Linked DNA regions of Mus musculus: region 1 is linked to region 2. Evidence: chromatin loops called from intact Hi-C (ENCODE). Cell type or tissue: left cerebral cortex. All regions are shown on one strand.

Region 1 (8,000 bases), 79 kb after region 2:
TATTGTGGTGTGCTGTTTGTGTGTGGTATGTGTGTGTGTGTTGTGTTGTGTATGTGTGAAGTATGTGTATGGCTATGGTGTGTGTATATGTGTAGGGGTGTGTGATGTGTGTGTGTATGTGTGGTGTGGTATGGTGTGTATGTGTGATGTATGTGTATGGTTATGGTGTGTAATAATGTGTGATGTGTGTGTGTGTGTGTGGTGTGTGTTATGTGTGTGTTCAGGTACGTGTTGGTTTTGTACCTCTGGAGGCAAGAAGAAAACCTTAGCCGTTGTTCCTCAGGCACTGTGGTCCTTGATTTTTGAAATACAGGCTCTCATTACCTGAGCTGAGCTGATTGGCCAATGAAGCCCAGGAAACCCCACTGAGAAGTCTGCCTCCAACTTCTCAGCTCTGGGATTACAATGGGATCAAACTCAGATCCATGCTTGCAACCACTCCACTGACTGAGCTATACCCCCAGCCCAAGGTGTTTTAAAGTGTGAAGGGTAGTCCAGTCCCCTGCGTCGGTGCAGCCCCCTCATGGGGTGTTCTGCCTGCAGATCTCTGCTCCTCAAAGCTTGCTGCCTTCAGCCATGAAAAGCAAGGATTACTAGCTTTACATGAAATTCTTTTATGAAAAGATCACTTTTGATTATGTATATGGGAAGATGTATGGGCATGAGAGTGCAGATGCTTACAGAGGCCAGAAGGGGGCATCTGATCTGGAACTGGGGTTACAGGCAGCCATATGGGTTCTGAAAATCAGACTTGAGTCCCCTGCAAGAGCAGTACTAGCTCTTAACCACTAGGCAATCCTGTCTTTTTGTTTTGTTTTGTTTTGTTTTGTTTTGTTTTGTTTTGTTTTGTTTTGTTTTGTTGGTTCCCCCCACCTCTAAGACTAAGTTTCTCTGTGTAGCCATGGCTGTCCTGGCTGTCCTGGAACTCACTCTCTAGACCAGGCCTTGAACTCAGAGATCTGCCTGCCTCTACCTCCAAGTGTTAAGATTAACAGCATGTGAACCCACCATCTGGGATTTAAATGTATAGTTTATTTTTATTTTATGTTAATTGGTATTTTGCTTCTATGTATATCTGTTGGGTCCCCTAAAACTTGAGTTACAGACAAGAGCTGCCATGTGGGTGCTGGGAATTGAACCTAGGTCCCTTGGAAGAACAACAGCACTCTTTTTGTTTGTTTGTTTGGTTGGTTGGTCTTTCGAGACAGGGTTTCTCTGTATAGCCCTGGCTGTCCTAGAACTCACTCTGTAGACCAGGGTGGCCTCGAACTCAGAAATCTGCCTGCCTCTGCCTCCCAAGTGCTGGGATTAAAGGCATGTACCACCACTCCTCGAGCGACCAGCACTCTTAACTACTGAGCCATCCCTCCAGACCCTTATTCTCTCTCTCTCTCTCTCTCTCTCTCTCTCTCTCTCTCTCTCTCTCTCTCTCTCAGCAAAATCAGCCTCTAAGTTCTTGTTACATGACTATTCAATCAGGTATGGAGGAAATTTGAGAGAGAAATAAAAATACTGATACTTGTATAGATTTATTTTTTTTATTTTTGCTTTTCTAGCGATTTATTTCTTTTTCAACTTTTACAGAAGAATGGCTTTATTAGAGTGGGAAATTAAAGATCAGATGTTGCAGAACGCAAAGTTCAAGAAGCCTGTCTGTCGAAATCTCAACATGTCACAAACACAAGGACTCTGCGCGCTCAGCACCAGCATCTCAACAGACAACAGCCAGAACATCAACCCCCGTGGCAACATTGTTCAGGCCCCAGGGTAACAGAGCTCTCCAACCTTTGGCCCTGTGTCTCCCGAAGCAGAAGCCAATGCAGATGTGTCTGGATGTCACACAGGTTCCTGGGTTGCCTCTCTGCCAACACCAGAGGCAGAAGCCACTTCAGATTTCAGGAAGGGTTTGAGTGGCAGAGGCACTTAGGTAAGAAAAAGACAAATTAATTAACTTGTCAAATCCTGTTGCACAGATAGTGAGACTGCGGTGGTTTCTTCCGTAGTGCAACCCCATTTCCCAGTAGGGCCTCCTGACCATCTCATATTGGTCTTTCTGCTCCACTGCAGGAGGGGCTCACACATTAGCGTGGTATTGGCAGCTACTTATGGTGGCCAAGAACTTTCAGCCACAGTATCGCTTCCGTCTGTCTGTAGTGGGTAGCTAAGCTCCGGGCGGACTGCACTACCACCGCCTGCTTTCCTTGGATCCGGAGATGAAATACACACACACACACACACACACACACACACGAGATTATTTTTAATATGTTTCTTAGCTCAATGGCCAGATAATTCTAAGCCTCCTGCGGCTAACGTATCCTTACCTTCACTCCCAGCTCAACACCTCTAATTCTTCCATCGGCTTAGCTGCTCAGTTACCTTTAGCCCTAGCTCAACACCTTTAAATCTGCCCTCAGTTTAGTTGCGTTTCTAATCTCCCATCTGCTACCCCAGGCCCAGTCGGGGAAGCGGCCAATGGCGACACTATCAGAAATCTCACGTGACTAGTGGCTCTCTCTCCCTCCAAAGCATGGCAAATCCTCTTTCGTCCTCCTGTGTCTCTTAGCCTTCCTATGGGAACCTAGAAGTCCTGCCTCTTTCGTCCAGCCATTGGCCACTAAAGTGTTTATTAATCGATCAAGAACCAATTGGGGTCAGGACCTTCAGCATTCACACGCAAATTCCCGGTCAAAACCTCAGAACCACCTCCTACATCCATCGACCTTTGGATTTATTTCATATGAGGTCAGCTCTCTCTGTTACTACAAGATTCCTCATATTATCCAATATGTAATTGTCATTTAAAAGGTAGACATTTCTCCATTGAAATTAAAATAATGTGCAGTGTTTTCTGAATTGGTGATGATTTCTTTTAAAAAATGTTATTTGTATGTGTCTATGTGCATGCGCTATGGAGGCCAAAAGAGGGCGTCAGACTCCCTGGGGTTAGAGTTACAGCAGCTGTGAGTGTTCCAAAGTGATACTGGAAACTGAGTTTGGGCCTTCTGGCCGAGCAAGGAGCACTCCCAGCTCCCGAGACATCTTTCCAGACCTCGGTGACTATATCCTCTCAGCAACGTCACTAAAATATCCGACTAAGTTAAGCAGAATTTACAATTCAATTTCCAAATTTAAAGATTGTTTTACAATTTTGATGGCAATTCCTCGTATTACTAAAGCATTCTCTAGATCAAAAATAATTTTTAAAATTATCTTAAAATTACAGTGACTCAAAAAGGATGGACCAATTTCATATCACTGCCAAGAGAATATAAGTTGTGCAAAAATCTTGATTGTAACAACATAATTAGTAATTTTGCAATAAGGAAAGCAACAAAGTTAAATTCCATGAAAATATGTTACAAAGTGTGTGTGTGTGTGTGTGTGTGTGTGTGTGTGTGTGTATGGTGATGGTGGTGGTGGTGGTGGTGGTGGTGGTGTTAATTGAGCCAAGGGTATTCTGGGTAAGCACTCTATCAGAGAACTATATTCCAACCATAACTACACATGTCTCATGGTGGCATGTGCCTATAATCCGAGCACTTAGGAGACTAAGGTAAGAAGACTGCAGGCCAGCACCATCCTCAGCCCAGTCTTGGGCTATGTGGAACAGTCAACTCAGTGGAAGAGTGTATGCTTAGCACGCATAAGGACCTGGCTCAATCCCTAGAGCCATGGAAATAAAAAAGAAATAAAGGATCTTGTAGTACAAGCAATTGAAGTTTATCCCTGACTAGCTTACAAATAAATGAGGCTCAGACTATATTTTATTTGGCTTTGACAATTACTAGGGGTAAATCCCTAATCTAGTCTTCTAACTGCAGGCCTGGCTGCCTCCCCAGTGCTGTACCCCAGGTACTTGCTGTTTCTCCTGACTGTGTGCTCATCGTCCATCTCCCCCTGGCTTCCTCCTCTCCTCTCCTTTCTTCTCCCTTGTCTCTCTCCTCCAACCAGGTCACCCCAAACCCACCTACCTCTAATCCCTCCAGTAATTGGCTGTAGTCAGTTTTATCTAACCAATAGTATTACACTAAGAAACAAGGACTAGCCAGGCGTGGTGGTGCATGCCTTTAATCCCAGCACTCGGGAGGCAGAGGCAGGCGGATTTCTGAGTTTGAGGCCAGCCTGGTCTATAAAGTGAGTTCCAGGACAGCCAGGGCTATACAGAGAAACCCTGTCTCGATAAACCACCAAAAATAAATAAATTAATTAATTAAATAAATGAAAGAAAGAAAGAAAGAAAGAAAGAAAGAAAGAAAGAAAGAAAGAAAGAAAGGACTGCCCAACAGAAGCTTGTAAACAAAAGAAGTCACTCCTAGGCCTATACCTTCATGCTAGAATTTAGTATTGCAATACATAACAGCAGACCAAACCTCGACAAGATCTGCTTTTTGTCCTACGAATATGTTTTTTTTTTTTTGGTGTAGAATAGAACATTTTAATGTAGTTTAGTGGCTTGGTTATAGTTTCAAACATTTCCACATATGCTAGGTTGTCTTTTCCCGTAAGAGTCCTGTTGGGGCTACCTTCCTAGCAGAAGAGGGGTGTGGGTTTTAGAAATCATTCTTTGCTGTTGATTCTATGTCTCATCATGGAGATGCTTGCCTAGCTTGGCCTGGGAAAGCCAGACTAGGTGGGATAATAGATGTTCCCAAGAGCCACCTTTGTAACCTTCTTTTGTTGTTCTTCTTTCTTTGATCCTGAAGTGACAGGACCTGAGTGTTATTGAGAGGGGTTCCATACTAGAAAATCTCCCCGCCATGCCTACGCTGGTGTCAATGTCTTGGCTAAATCAAGGAGGGCAGGTTGCTACCCACTGTCCACTTCCGCCCCAGGAGAAGGACTTTGTGTGCTAAGAAACCTTGGGCCTCTTGCTTTGAGCTCTAAAGGAGAGCAGCTCTTCTTACTGCTTCTCTGCTCCTGGCATTTGCTTTGTTTCCACTGTGTGTGCACATGCAGAGGCACAGGCACACACCACGAACACATCAACAAACAGTGTTGGGATAGACACCCCCACCCACGGGCCCTTAGCTGCTTTCATTTTCCAGGCCTAGATTCCCAGGAGTGGAATTGCTAGGTCAAAAGGCATATGTATTTTTAATATTGATGGATTTTTCCGGATTGAATTCCAAAAATGCTATAATAATTTACATCTCCACCAGCAATGATTGAGAGCAGGGGGGTTTTCCCCACAACATGCAATCGCTGTAGAGCTCTTTTAATTTTGTCAGCCAGAAGGGTGCAAATGAGTATCTTTTATTACTTTAATTTGCATTCCCCTGCATTCTAATGAATGTGAGCATCTTTCCATACAGTTTGATTTTTTTCCCCTTCTGAACAACTTATTCATTGCCTGTTCTCGCTTTTGGATTTTTGTCTTTTTTTATTATTATCAATTTATAAGAGCTCTTTGCATATTGTAGTGATTAACCTTTGTCTATCATCTGCATTGCAAATCTATTTTCTAAATCTGTTTGTCTTTTGACTTTGCTTACAACATCTTGCCACAAAATGTATTAAAAATGCATACTTAAAGGCAAAAATATCTATCTTTTAGATCTGGGTTTCCAAACTTGGCTTGAGAAAGTCTTCTGTGCTTCCGATTATATGAAGTCCATGGGGCTGCAGAGATGGCTCAGTCAGTAAAAAGCTTGCTGTGCAGCACCCAGGCAATAAAAACTGGGTGTGGTGGCAACTGTTTGTAATCCCAGCAGAGTTGGACAGATACCCAGAGGTCATCGGCCTGCCAACCTAGCTAAAATGATGAGCTCTGTGCTCAGGCACAAGCAAATAGAGAGCAACCAAGAAAGATAGCCTCAAGCCTACACACACACACACATGCATGCACACATGCTCACACTAACATAATTATGTATATATAGAGACATACAAAAAATATTATATGAAGTCCAGTTTGTATTGCCGAAATGTTAATGAATCATAGCATACATATGAGAGATGAAGATTTGCTGATAGGTGAATTCTTATGAGGTAGGCACATTCAGTAGGCTAGGACCTAAATCAAGAAACCGAATCTCACACCCTTCCCCTCCAAGGCTCAGGGACAGTCAAGGAAGAAGAGGAGGAAAGATTGTTAAGAGTCAGAGGTCAAGGATGATTGCCGGTTTATAATGTCTTCTGGACCTGACAGCCATTGCACTCGTGAACTTACAGCATCCATGGTTGCTGATGCAAGACTGCACAAGATGAAGTCAGCCAGCACTCCAGCATTGAGGAGGAGGAGAGGAAGACATGAAGTAGGGAGGGGCACATGGGAGGCAGGTCTGAGAGGAGTTGGCGTCGGGAAACCTGGGGTGGATATGATCTAAATAAATTGTGTTCATATATTAAATTACTAAGAATAATTTTTGAAAGAAGGGAGGAGAATCTTACCAGCACACAACTCTCCTCCTATCTCCTTAAGCACTTCCCACCCCAGTGAACCTACATCCTGTGTGCAAACTAGCTCACATCTGAACTTTATCTAAACATCCTTGGTGCCTGCTTCCTTCCAGCTGTTTGAGTTCACCATCACGTCTGAGTCTCTTGCTGAACCTGGAGCTCACAGACTTTGCTAGGCATCCTCCTGTCTCTGATCTTCATTGCTAGGATTACGAGTACACACCATTGTGCCTGGCTTTTTGCGTGGGTGCCAGGATTCTGAACTTGGGCCCCCATGTTTGCACGGAAGGTACATCACTGACTGAGTCTCCACAGCACCCCTAGGGACGTATTTTCAGTGAGAACACTGTAGAGAGGACAATCTATGACAAAGCAAAGGTCTGAAGCATGAGCCAACATGCTGAATGAGGCCGCTCACACGGGTGTGGCTGAAGTTTACCAGCATACGGCAATTTAGTGTCACAAGAGGGCAGGTCGGGACAGACCTTGCCATTCCCACATTCCTGCCCAGGCCTGGGGCCACCATCGAATGGGCACAGCTGGGGAACGGATTCTCTCTGCTTCTGAAATTGTAATGCTCTGTGAAATTGTGACTTGGGAAAGTGTGACCATCAAAATGCCACTTGTAAGAGATAGAACATGTTGGCTGAGCACTCATGTTGGAAGTCCATCATATATTGGGTCATTTGGCCCTCATACTGGTCCGTGAGGTGGATACTGTTTGACTACAGATGAAATCATCAGACCAGGAGAAATCAAGGCCCTAATACACATCAAGTGGTCCAACTGCAACTAAAACCCAGATCCGCCTCCCTCCAGAGTCCCTGCTTTTTCTCTGTATATACTGGACGATGATTTGAACATCCAACCAGACACTTTACCAAGAATGGCATGTGAGACGGAGCGGATGCTTGTGATCATTGTATCAGCCCCTCACAATGGGCCCTCTGGTGTCTGTTTCCTCTTCCCATACAGACATACTGAGTGGTTGATTTCTTGGGAATTTGAGCTACACCTTAGGCAGCAATGACCATTTGAACTGAAAGAAAAGCAGAGTTGGGCCAGGGTGGCTGCTTTCACTCCAGGAACAAATAGAGCAGGCAGAAAAGGGAGCCGATTCCTGGGAGGTGCAGAGTGCGTGTGAAGAATGAGCAGGACTCTACTCCATCTTCTCCTAAGCTGCGCTCTTGATTACAGGAAGTCCAGTTATCGGCCTTCCTCCAATACAGAGAGATCACTGCATAGTCTACGCTCTCGTGAGTGGGCCAGTTTCTTACAGAAGAGAGACATGAACACATGAACATACTAGCACAAAGACACAGACAAGCTGGGGCAGCACATGGCCCCACGGTGGGTGATGAGAAACAAAGGAAATGCATACACCAAGAGAGCCTACCTCTGGGATCTGAGAACCCAGAGCATCTCTGGCAGCCCAGGGTCCTCCAGCCACAGCACGAGAGCTCTTCTGCAGAGAGCTCTCACCGAGGCAGTTTCTTTCTCACCAAAGAGAGCGTTTCAGCTGCTCGAGATAATTGTAGAAGAGCGTGCTGAAATTACCAGGTACCTTTTCTCACTATCTGATTGGCAAGGCTTTAATG
Region 2 (8,000 bases):
CAAAACCCACAGAATGTACAATACAGAGAGTGAATACTATCATAAGTCATGGTGTTAATTAATAATAATGGATCACTAACCGGAGCAAATGTACTACGCTAATACAAGTTATTAATAGTAGTGTAAATTGGGGTGAGGTGGAGGGGGAATGGATATTTGAGAGTAATTTCTACTTTCTGCTTGAGTTTTCTGTAGCTAAAACTATTCTCCCCAGCAAAACAAAAATTATTTTTAAGTTTAAATAATAATGGCAAATGGTGATTAAGCTGTCTTTGATTTTAGTTTGCTTAATTCTGTTGAACTGCCTGTATCCAGGGGCAGTCTGTACCTGAGGTGAAGCTGAACTCCAAAGGGCTACCCTGGGTGGGTTCCTGCAGTTCTCTTCAAGACACTACCCCAACCGAAAGCTGGCTTTACCATTTTCTGGCTGCATGTGTTGCCTGCTGTGTGGCTGTTGCCCCCAGAAAGCACATCCTTTGTGCTGTTGATACCTTGTTCAGAAAGCATTACTGCCCACGGGCTTATCTCTCCCCTTCCAGCAGCGGAGCTGAGCAAAGTGACATGGCTCCTCAGAATCAAGGAACAGGACACTCATTAGATGAAAGGGTACAGGGCTCTAAAGACCCAGAGTCTAGCACAGTACATTCTCCGGGATTTGGATCAGAAGAGACCTAAAGAAGTGGTTAGGGACCTGGGGAGACGACTCAGTCCATAACGCGCTTGTCTCGAAAGCTTGAGGATCTGAGTTTGACCCCTGGGAATCGCGCCAAGGAGCCAAGTGTGGACAGATGAGATGGCTCAGTGGGTAAAATACTTGCCGCCAAGCCTGATAACCTGAGTTTGATCGCCGGGAACCATAGAGCAGAGGGAAAGAATCAATTCCCATAGGTTTTCTTCTGACTCGATGTGTACAGTATGGTGCACACATCTCCCATATCTCACAGATAAACAAACACATATTTAAATAAATACTCAAATAATTTTTAGGGGTATAGGAGAAATATGTGTCTATATCTTACCATGAAATGGGTCATAAAAATGTCACACTCAGGGACTGGAGAGATGACTCAATGGCTAAGGGTGTTTGCTTCTGCACAACCATGGGAACATAAGTTCAGATCCCATATAACAATCTGGACACAGTCTCATCACACCTGTAACCCCCGGTGCTTTGGGGAGTGGAGACAGAAGGATTGCTAGGACTTAGTGCCCTCCAACCTAGGTGAGAAATGTGTGCTCTGGTTTCAGAGAGAGACCCTGCCTGAAGGAATAAATCAGAGATTGGTAAATGAAGACACTCCATGCCCTCCTGTGGCCTCTGCACACACACTCATAGATGTATGCATCTGTATACACAAACATCCATACACACAATAAGAAAATCATGTGTTCTCTCTTTCTCTATGAGTGTATGAGAAAGACAGACATAGAGAGACAGAAAGAGAAAGGGAGAGAAAGAGGAAAAAGAATTTGATTAAGAAAATGGGGTTGACATGTTAACGATAAACAAATCTGGGGCTGGAGAGATGGACTTGGTAAAGTGGGTGAGCTGTGAGGACTTGGGTATGGATCCTCAGCACCCATGTAAAGGCCATAGGGGACAGCATAGTAACCAAAGCATTACTGGGAGGGGAAGACAAGAAGAACCCAGGCTCACTGGCCAGCCAGTCCAGCTGAACTATCAAGTCCCAGGTTCAGTGAGAGAGCCTGTCTCAAAAAACAAGGTGAAGGACTAGAGAGATGTCTCAGTGCTTTCGCACATGCATTGTTCTTGCAGTTACCAGTACCCAAGGTGGGTGGTTTACAACCACCAATGACTCTAGCTCCAGGGGATCTAGCACCTTCTGCTGGACTCCACAGGCATCTGCACTCATGTGCACATACCTGCCCCAATACAGATACATGCATAGGTGACCATACACACATGCACACACACACCTACAACACATACATAATAAATAAATCTGTACATAATCAGAATCTCTTACTTTTTTTTACTTTTAAAGCTTTAAATTTATTGACAGAAAAAAATGCTTGAGAATTTGAGCAAACCATGCCTTTAATCCCAACACTCAGGAGGCAGAGGCAGGCAGATCTCTGAGTTTGAGGCCAGCCTGGTGTACAGAACAAGTTCCAGAACAACCAGGGCAACACAGAGAAACCCTGTCTCAAATAAATAAATAAATAAATAAGAAACCCTGTCTCAAGTAAATAAATAAATAAATAAATAAATAAGAAAGTGAGCATATTTCAACACCCCGTTTTTATATTAAGATCTAACAACTTATGGATCCTGTGGTACTGGCAACTACACTCAGGTCTTCTCTTGCTAGGCAAGCACTGTATGGCTGAGCTGCATCTCTGGTCCCCCTGTCTTAATTGTAAACCAGTACTAGGCTGAGAGTACATCGGAGCACTTCCTCAGAGACACCCTCCGCTCAGTCTACAGCATGACAAAACACCAAGTAGTTTATCTACTTAAAACTATATCACCAATGTCATCGAAAAATCACAATGGACAATTCACCATCCGCTGAACATGGTATCTGGGGAAGATAGATAGACCACAGGTTCTACAGAGATGGGTCACGTTAAGGCATGAGGTTTTATTTTTTCCCCTTTCTTTTATTTTTGTTTTGTTTTCACTTTTTTTGTTTTTTAAGACAGGGTTGGCCCTGGCTGTACTAGAATTTGCCCAGCAAACCAGGCTGTCCTTGAACTTAGAGATCTGTCTGCCTCTGCCTCCCGAGGGCTTGTGTTTAGGGCACGTGCCACCATTGCCCATCTCCACATCACTCTTTACTTATTTACTTACTGTATGTGTTTAGGCACAGGCATATCACTTGTGAACACATGAAGGTAATCAAGTCTCACTTTCTACCACGTGGGTCCCCAGGATCAAGCTTTGTTTCAGGCTTGGTGGCAAGCATCTCTACCCACTGAGCCATTTCACAGATCCCCCAACCCCCATATCTTTACATTGCTTTCACCTAGGGTCTGTTATAACTCACAATGCTTACAGCTCAGCACGTGCTTTGTCCTCCATTATTTTTACAAGAAATATAGTTACAAAATTATAGAGCATTATTCCTACAAGGAGATATGCAAAACTGAAGTTGGTTTTTTGCTTTAAATTTAAAAACACACATGTATTTTCCAAACTTTCTCTAATCAGAATATATTGCACTTATTACCAAAATAGATGCAATTTTAAAAATCAGCCCATATAATTTTGTATGTATCATATGATCACAATCATGAGAAATTATAGACAACAAAAGAATAAAAAGAGATGTACTTTAAAAAGCAGCCATGGCTGGTGTGAAAACCTGCTGGTTTTCTCTTCTGTCAACTGCTCCTCTGTTGTCCTAATTACTGCTGTAATGCTTAAAACGGTTGTTTTTCCTTTTTTTTTTTTAAACCAACCAGAGAGCTGCAGGTTATTTTTAAAATGAGGTCCTCACCTCCCTCCATGCACTTAAATTAATCTCAACGGTTTTAGCGAGTTATATTTTCAAATGATAGTAACTTAAGAGGTATTAATCAAATTTATATTAAATAATAGACCCCTTAAAGGGGTGATTTTCTACACCTCGGATACTAAGAGAAATCGCAAATAGAAGACGTGCTGCGTAAAAATTCTGTAATGTCATTAAGTCGGAGCAGTATCTTGCATCCCAAGGATGGAACTCTACAGTTTGAAAGAAGTTGTGATCTAAGATGCTTTAATTTAGTCCATTTGACACACCCCGTCAGGGTGCTCGCCTCAGGTTGGGGGTGGAGAGTGGAGGGGTAGGAGTGGGGAGTGGAGGGGTGGGGATGGGGGGTGGAAGGGTGAGGGTGGGGAGTGGAGGGGGTGGAGGCGTAGGGGGGTGGTGTCTAGCCATTCCCTTCCTTTCTTTGTACTCCTATAAGACAACCTGAGAGGTCCTGATACAGCGAGCACTCCAGACACGGACAGACCGACAGACTGTGGTTACAACTCTACCGCTCTCTGATCTGTCTCTTAGCTTCCTGGCTGTCTTAATGATGAAAGCTGAGGCCGGGGATGTAGCTCGGTGGCTGAGTACTTTCCTAAGCATGTGCAAGGCTCTGAGTTCAATCCTCAGCACTAAAAATTTAAAAACCTAACAGACGGATGAAAGCCGTTGAAAGCCACTACTCCTCCTTCCGTTACCCCACTTCCTGGCAGAAGGCAGGAGGTAGCTCTTCCTAGCTTGGCCCAGGCCTCCTACAGAAGAGCCAGCGCAGCCGCCTCCTCTCTCCAGGATGGCATCTTTGTCTGGGATCACTGTTGGTCTCCAGCAGCGAGGCCGGCCATCTGCTGATGCCTACCACCAGCTGCTGTCTCGTCTTCACTTTCTGTCTCCCTTGAGAATCCCAACTTGCAGGCATGTGGGATTCTCTCCTGAACTAGCTTAGCCTGGATTCTTATCTTCCCGGACGGGCGCTTTCAGAATGTCCTCTCTTCACTTAGCCTCGCCTACATTCCCCTTGAGGACAGATCTGTCGCCTTCCCCTGAGGGAGTCCCCTCTGGTCATATACACCAACCGGAGACCCTAGGAAAGGAAGTCCATCTAGAAAAGTGTTTGAGTGAACTCACAGGAGACCTGCAGCTTCAAGTAGGAGGAAACTAGATCCTGGCCCAGAGTCCCACGGGACTTCGTTTCAGTTCCCCATATGGAGTCCCAAACCTGTGACTCGTGCTCCAGGTTGAAATTTTCCTTTGGTATCATTTCATGGGGAAAGAACAACCACCAAAAACCATAAAAAGAGCATGATTATTTAAATTAGCTCTTTTCCATCTGGATGCTTCCCCCAGTGTCTCCCCCATTTTAAAAGCAGGCAAGTCTAGCAGGGTTTGGGATCCATACTGTCTCCTTTCAGACTGTCTTCTGTGGTGGCGGCTGAACATGGGTGTTTCTCCCTTCAAACCCTGGATTCCCCTGCCTCCTGGGAAGAAAATAAGCTGCTCAGCCCCTGCCCTGTCCCCTCCCCTTCTCAGCCTGCTCCTGGAGCCTCAGCATCTGCCAGATCCAACTCCATTAGGTTAGGGCACAAATCGAAAGGGGTAAGCAAGGTTGCTGTCCAGCCCAGCACTGTCACAGTAATTAATGGTCCTTGGATCAGTGCTAAATCAGTGGAAGAAAGAAACTTCTGCCCAGGCAGTAGAGCTCCATATCCCTGGTGTCTCTGTTTCCTGTACTCCTGCAGGATCCATCAATTCATAGTTCAGGCCACCCAGGACACGTGGAACACATGAGCCCAGCTGGAATGCTGCTTAGAGCACCAACGTTACTCCCACAATTCATTTCTCTTCTCCCTCACTTAAAAAAGAAACCAGAGACGTGGGTGGGTGGGGTTCTTGAGCAAGTAATGCGTCAGGGAGTGCTCTGTAGAAAGAAGCAGAACTCTTAGAGAGGGTATGAGGAGAATTCTAGCTACCACCTGATCCTTCATGAAGCCCTAAACATAGTGTATCACTGAGCTCATGCAGCTGAGAGACAAGAGGACTGGGCTGGTGGACCGTCTTCCTGGCAGCCATTGACACAATGCCTGCATCTACAGTGTGAACTTACAATGTCCTACACCTGAAGCTTCCATCAGCCAAGGGCAAGTGTCTAGAAAGAGGACAGGACTGGACTGCCAGCAGCCAAGTCCCTCAGCACTGGGGAGATGGGGCTCTGACCTGGGAAAGGCATCTGGATAAAAGATCGGCAACTTCAGAACATCGTCCTTGATTTTTCTCAGCCATATGTATTTTCTTTCCTTTCAAAATTTTTATTTATTTTTATATTGCACTTGTTTGTGTAGAGTGTCTGTGTGCACATGGGTACATGTGTGTGTAAAAACGTGCCGTGGCATGTGTGTTGAGGTCAGAGGACAGTGTATGGGAGTTGGTTCCCTCTTTGCGCTGTGTGAGTCTTGAGGTCTCACTCAGGTTGCTAAGCTTGGTGGCAAGCACTTTACCCACGGAGCCATCTCGACACTTTACCCACGGAGCCATCTCAACAGCCCGGAGTGCCTCTTTGATGTGTCTGTCACTAACCCACTTTCACTTTTTACAACTCCTTCACTGTTGAACATGACCACAGCAAACTAAAAAGTCTTGATCAGCAATACTCAATCCTCAAGTCCCTGGCTTCTACAGTCTTTGGGATTTTTTTTTCTTTTTAATCAAGGAGTTTTAGCCCCTTCTGGGGCTGTCTCTCCATTTTCTTGAGGAGGAAACCGAGGCAGACAAAGATTTATCTGTATAGCATGTTCTCTAACCGAGTGAGCCAAGACCACGTGACTTTGAGGTAAAAGCAGCCTGCCATACATTCACTTCTGCTTCTGCGACGGTGGAAGGACTTTTTGTTCAGTCTTTCGAATTAATCATTATAAAAAAAGGATTATTAAATTCAACGCTTGCAAAGAAAGCTTCGTGGCAGGAGTAATATTCCATCCTGTGTTTGATGTCTGCGATAAGGACATGGAGTTAAGCCAGATATAGAACCTACTTAAAATCTTACGGAGTTTTAAAACCAAACTTGAACCTTCTGGAGTTGATTTATTTATTCTTGGCAACTCGCAGCTTCCTGATTCTTGGAAAGTTGCTGGCTCATTTAGAAGGAAAACTCATGAGACTCCTTGTGCACCGAGTAGCTCTTACAAAACGGTCTTTTGATGTGTAAAGTGTAAATGAATAAGAAGCAGAAGACGGACGTTCTGAAGCACACATGGATGCAATCACGGAGAGAACACTTCTCAGGGCAAAATGCAAACGTTTCCTACGCCTTAAACACCGAGGGAATTGTTCTGCAGTCACCAAACCCCAACTGTCTGAGGTGCCCTTTAACCATGGGAGCAACTTAGGTTCATGCCAGAGAACATCAAGGGGTCTGTGGTCAGGTTACACCCTTCTGTACTGTCTCCCAAGCAGTCCTCCTGCTGTGTGCTCCACCGATAAAGATTAGTTCTTCTTCCTGATTAAAACATGTCAGAATTATTCACTAAGGATTTCAAGAATTCTGTGTATGCATGTGCACATGCCTCTGTGTGTGTGTGTGTGTGTGTGTGTATTATGTATGAGTGAGCTTGTGGGGGGAAGGTGTGGGCTGTCAGGGACACAGTGGTTGTGTCCACTGTCTTCCTTCATCACTCTCAACTTTTTCTGAGGCAGGGTCTCGGTGACTCAGGAGCTCACTGGTTCAGCAAGACTAGCCAGGATGCTCTTGTCTCTATCCACTATAGTACAGTGCCCTACTTTTATGAAGGTGTTGGGGATCCAAACTATGGTCCTCATACAGACCTTACAACCACCACAGGACAACAGGATGGCTGCTTTTCTGTACTGAAAGGCTGAACACTCTGAAGCCTCATTACCACTGGGAAGGAAAGGTCTCCTCACATGAGCTCATTTCTTGTGGTGGTTTGAATATGCTTGGCCCATGGGGTGTGGTTTTGTTGGAGGGAGTATGCCACTGTGCAGGTGGGCTGTGAGGTCCCTATTCTCAGACTCTGCCCAGTGCGGAAGAGACCGTCCTCCTGGTTGCCTTTGGATCAAGATATAGAAAACTCTTGGTTCCTCCTGCACCATGTCTGCCTGCATCCTGCCATGCTTCCCACCATGATGATAATGGACTGAACCTCTGAAACTGTAAGCCAGCCCCAATTAAATGTTTGCCTTGTGAGGGTCGCCTTGGTCGTGGTGGCCCTTCACAGCAAACCCAAACTTCTATCTTTTGACACAGATAAAAGCTTATTCTGCTTATTATCTGTTGCCAGTGACAAAGACGGTCAGCTGATCTCTGCTCGAGCCCAAGTTCCCTCACTAACACCCTTACCGGTTCTTCTGAGGGGCGTGTGGGTGAGGGTGGCCACCTCATATAGTAGTTGCTTTATCTGTGGAAGGAATAGGCACGTAGTAAGCAATTGTCTAACACCTGAAACCTCAGCTTGGGTTGTTCTGGGCAACTGGTTCCTGGTTTTCCACCTAGATTGCTCATCTTAGTGG

The links. Hi-C counts contacts between places; a loop is a spot of excess contacts. Peaks named below come from ENCODE experiments on the same cell type or tissue, not always from the same donor. Only the 100,000 strongest peaks of a DNase experiment are listed, where the experiment ranks them.
Region 1: a loop joins it to region 2, with 2.1 times the contacts of the local background. A loop is called at or near these places in 3 of 42 quality-filtered maps.

Annotation. Positions count from the first base shown.
Region 1 is chr9:59,272,687-59,280,686 of GRCm38, forward strand. No RefSeq gene overlaps it. Among named protein-coding and RNA genes, the nearest start is that of Adpgk, 15 kb to the right of the region's middle. In left cerebral cortex, a CTCF peak has its summit at 719 (motif pointing right); no DNase peak of the experiment used is centred here.
Region 2 is chr9:59,193,405-59,201,404 of GRCm38, forward strand. The region is part of intron 3 of Gm33053 (a long non-coding RNA gene); the gene reads right to left. Among named protein-coding and RNA genes, the nearest start is that of Gm33053, 38 kb to the right of the region's middle. In left cerebral cortex, no CTCF peak of the experiment used is centred here; DNase peaks (open chromatin) are centred at 4,317, 4,616, 5,326, 6,300 and 1 more place; H3K27ac peaks cover 1,375 bases.